Linked DNA regions of Homo sapiens: region 1 is linked to region 2. The links are chromatin loops, found by intact Hi-C in ENCODE. Cell type or tissue: Calu3. All regions are shown on one strand.

Evidence for each region. Peaks named below come from ENCODE experiments on the same cell type or tissue, not always from the same donor. Only the 100,000 strongest peaks of a DNase experiment are listed, where the experiment ranks them.
Region 1: it touches region 2 in a loop (4-fold over the local background); 1 of 110 quality-filtered maps calls a loop at or near these places.

The regions. Positions count from the first base shown.
Region 1 is chr3:87,732,556-87,735,055 of GRCh38, reverse strand. The region is part of intron 1 of LOC105377198 (a long non-coding RNA gene); the gene reads left to right. Among named protein-coding and RNA genes, the nearest start is that of HTR1F, 59 kb to the left of the region's middle. In Calu3, no CTCF peak of the experiment used is centred here; a DNase peak (open chromatin) is centred at 1,195.
Region 2 is chr3:87,996,300-87,998,799 of GRCh38, reverse strand. No RefSeq gene overlaps it. Among named protein-coding and RNA genes, the nearest start is that of CGGBP1, 61 kb to the left of the region's middle. In Calu3, no CTCF peak of the experiment used is centred here; a DNase peak (open chromatin) is centred at 1,289.

The DNA of each region.
Region 1 (2,500 bases), 260 kb after region 2:
AAGAATTCACTCATTCTGTAGGACGACTTAGTTGCCTGGGACAAAAACTGTATAATGGTACCACAAAAACAGTTACACGGTGGAGTTCAAACCACACAGACAAAAATCCATTCAATAAATTTCCAAAGTTGCAGACCGTTTGGGCCCACCCAGAATCCCACTGGGACTGAACGGCCCCCACTGGGCTATACTGGATATGTGGACGTAGAGCCTACACTAAGCTGCCTGATGAGTGGACAGGAAGTTGTGTTACTGGCACTATTAAACCATCTTTCTTCCTACTGCCCATAAAAACAGGTGAACTCCTGGGCTTCCCTCTCTATGCTTCCTGCGAAAAGTGAAACATAGCCATAGGTAATTGAAAAGATGATGAATGACCTCCTGAAAAAATTATACAATACTATGGGCCTGCCACTTGGGCACAAGATGGCTCATGGGGATACCGGACCCCCAATTACATGCTCAACCGAATCATATTGTGGCAAGCTGTCTTGGAGATCGTTGGTAAAGCCTTGACTGTTCTGGCCTGGCAAGAAACTCAGATGAGAAATGCTATCTATCAAAATAGATTAACTCTCGACTACTTGCTAGCAACTGAAGGAGAAGTCTGTGGAAAATTTAACCTTACCAATTGCTGCCTGCAGGTAGATGACCAGGGGCAAGTAGTCGAAGATCTAGTTAAAGACTTCATGAAACTGGCACATGTGCCTGTACAAGTATGACACGGATTTGACCCTGAGGCCTTGTTCGAAAATGTTTCCCAGTGCTAGGAGGATTTAAAAGTCTTATAATAGGAATTATAGTAGTAATAGGAACCTGCTTACTGATCCCTTGTTTACTACCTGTACTCATTCAAATAGGTGAAAGGTTTCAACACTACTCTAGTTCACCAGAATGCTTCAGCACAAGTGTACTACATGAATCACTATCGATCTGTCATACAGGAAGACGCAGGTAGTGAGGATACAGATGAGAACTCCCACTAATAAAATAAGTGAGAGTCTCAAAGTGGGGAATAAGGAAGGAGACCACCCCCCATATTGCCCTATGCTCAATTTCTGCCTCAAAGAAAAAGTAGGAGTTAAAGAAAAGACAAGAAATAAAATCAGTCAGACAGCCCTGCGCTGCATTTCAAGCCTGGTAGCTGAAGATCTAACCTAACCGGTTATGTTAATAGAGTCCAGACAACCTGGCACTGCATTCCAGGCCTGGTAACTGAAGATCAAACTGCTTAGAGTTGTGAGTCCTTAAAAGGGACAGGAATTGTGCACTCAGAGAGCTCGGCTCTTGAGACAGGAGTCTTGCTGATGCTCCTAGCCGAATAAACTCTGTCCTTCTTTAACTCGGTTACTGAGGGGTTTTGTCTGCGGCTCTTCCTGCTCCAGTATATTTAACATATTTATTAGGAACCAAAGCCAAGAATCCTAGTGATGCTAAATGGCCCTCAGTGGTGTTTGGTTTTGCATTGGGACAGGAAATGTTCCTCATGTCTAGCGATTATTAATTTTATTATTTATATCAGGTTTACATGTTTAATGTTACATCACTTTTTGAGATCATTTTTACTAAATCTAAATATTTTTTGTTGTTTTCTGTAAACATTGTATACAAAATCAATGTCACACTTGGCAAAAATGAACAAATTTTATTATTTAAATAACTTCAAACTGATATTCTCTATAGGCATTTTCTTATCACTGTTAAACACTATATGTTGCTGTTTATTCAGTTTTCTTTCAGTTCTAATAAATGCACCTGCTCCTTTTTGTATGCAAGTGACACATTTAATGTTCTTTTAATCAAGAATGATTAAGTGAAATTGCAGGATTTTCATCTGAACTGTTCAAGTTCTGAATTTGAGGTGATACTTTTTTTTTCTCATTTTCATTATTTTGATTAAAAAATAAATCTTCATTAAATTAATCATTTGTAGTATCCTGTATGCTAAACTTAGGTTGGTCATGTTTAAGTAAAATCTAGTTTCTTTCTTTTTTTTCACTTAAATAAAAATAAACAAGCTACCATTCTAAAGAGTTTTTTTATTGTTTTCAACTTCTTTGGCTCTTCACGTTTATGTATACTATGATGTAAACGTGAAGTTACTTTCAATCATCTAAAAGACTGTAATTGCTTTCCCAGTATAAGAAATTAAATACATTTTCACCAAAGTATAGTAATGTAAAAATAACTAAAACTTATTTTCCAAAAAGTTTTATCTTGAAATTAAAATGCAAAATATAACTTCTAAATAATAATTTCAAAAATTAATTCAAATAATTGTATTAAACTGAACATTTTAATTTAATATTCTCAAACATTTAGTTAAATCCTATTAAACATTTAATAAAATAATGTTCTTTTACATACTACATGAAAGTGAAGTATTCATATGATAAGTCTAGACCTAGTAATGAGAATTGTGTAATATAGTAAATTTGTCATGTCTACCTTCTATGACTGTTAGGGTTTATGTACTAATGGGAAATTTTTTGCTCTGTGA
Region 2 (2,500 bases):
GGTGAGCTGGAAGCCAATAGCTTAATTTTAATATGACCAAGTGGATTATTTATTATTTATATCTGTTTTAAAATAATAACCAAAATATTGTCTTTAAAATAGGTGATTTAAAGCATATTCATATATTGTATAAATGATTAATAATGTATAATTAGCAAACAGATCTTTGAAATTTATCGTTATACATAGACATTTCCAGAAAATTAGTGTCCTATGAGTTTTATGTATTTCATTATCAGTAAGGTATTCTCTAATCATTGAAAAATAAGCACTGCTTTTTTATTTTTAGCAACCTCTCAGTTTCCTTTTTGATATTGACACATTTGCATTTCTTTTATTACATATAGAAGTGAAGATAAATATTTGGGATAAATGTGGAAGGGACAGAAATAATCACATGTCCTTTAAGTAACTTACAGTACTCTTTATAGTTGGTATAAAAACCAAACACTCATGAAGAAATTAGAGATACTTAAAACAAATAAGGAATTATTGGAAATAATATTGAGGGATACTGACTTCAAGCACAGTATGGATTCAGTTTCAAGGAGGAAGTGAAATTGAATCTGTACTTTGAAGGATAAGTTGCTTAACATCAAGGAGGTAGAGGGCATTTCACATGGGAGAAGAAAACAAAAAGTCTAAAGGGCAATAGAGACAAGAATGAGGAAGGCACATAGTGAGGACAGTGGAGAGAGGGACCAGATTGGAGAAGATAGCATTTGTTGGGACCAAGGAGGACAGTGGGAAGTAAGATTTTCCAGAGAGTGGTACTTTGGTTATGAAGACCCTAAAAGCCAGCAAGAGTCTGTATGCAGTGAAATAAGCAACAGGGAGACATTGATATTGAGTAGTTTCTTAAGTATTAATTTTTGCATATAAATTAGTAGTATTTTTTCTAATACTTAATAGACCCTACAGTTACACCTCTAGTCTTGTTCTCATCAACTTAGAATTTTCATTTCAAATGAAAGTTTCACCTTTATTGTTTAAAGGATTGAAATAATACCCTATCTAGAATATATGGAAAAAGGTCTCTGAATACATCAATAGAAGAAATTACTTCTGGAATAATTGCAGTTATGAATTTAATAGGGTAGAAGAATTGCATTACATTTTTCTAGAAAGCTAAACAACCTTTGAGCATGCCAGTCTTTTAGTAATAAGGATGGAAGTATAGAGCAAAGGGAAAGACTGTGAGTACCCACAGGGTGGTATTTGTGGCTGTGGCTGGGGTTACTGGGAGTTACTGTTCTACCATGGAGAGCCAGGAGCGGAAGGCCATCGATGACTTACTGGCTCTTCTCCACATTCAGCAACAGGAAACCCACAATGCAGAACACCAGGTTGCGTGTCAAATGCCCTCTGACTCACTCCTTAGTATGGAAAATAATGATAAATAATGCAAATTTCTATTTTGTAGTCTTTTAGCATTTTTTCAAGAGCATTTGCTTTATTTCACTCTATCTCCGTAGTCTTTCATCTCTAATCTGAAGAAAGCAGGTTAGATGAAATTTGCTTAGCATCAAGTTAATGATTAGCAGAAGAACCAGGATTTAACTTCAACCTTTTCTGATTTCAAATCTGGAATTTGTCTTTGTAACAAGCATCTTTGGTGATTCTTATGCACATTGCTTTGGTTTTCTGTGTCTACATAAATCAATAGGTAATTTTAGTGTCCTTGCAGAGGAAGAAACTCTGCGATAAAAATTGGAACTGAAACTAAAAACAAGTTTTGATGAAAGATTGCTTTGACAAGATTTATTGTTGTTACTGTTGGTAAAATAATATCTTTTTTACTCAAACAAAATGTTTATAGTTTCTGCCCTAACCAGAGTGTGTAAATTCTTTGAAAAAATTCTACTCTTCCCAGATCGACTTCAAGCATGCCACATTTTGTACAGAGAAGATATTCTGTATGAATAACTCAGTATTTATTATAATGTTAGAAAATATTTCTCTCAACAGTAAGTTCCTCATTTTAAATAATGAGAGAAAGCATATTGATTCAAAAGAACAAGAAAAATTATCACAATATCATAAGAAAATATTTACTTTATTCATGACAAAAATGTTAGTTTGCTTTTAGAAATATTTTTGGCAAAATAAAGGTCTGAATATAATCATTTTAGTTATCTAGTTATTAGAGTCTAGAAACACATTTTCTGAAACAAATTAATATGGACACATTTTGAATTGAGCAGGATTACTTTTGAAGGACTTCAGGATATGTTAAGGAAATATTTTTCTTGCTTCCTTTGTACTGTAAAGCAGTAAACCTAATTCTTTGACCTATGAGTTAAAAATAGTCTGGTATAAAGTCATGAGAAAATGGCTTCTTCCTTGAAATAGAGGAATGCATTTCAGCAATAAGCTTATGATAATCTCGACTTTCATGCTATTTGGTGCAGCAAATCAATGCATTGCCTAGTAATTGGCTTCCAATTAATTCTCCATTTAGTTTTGACACAGGACTCTCTGGGTACAGAGGGAAAAGCTT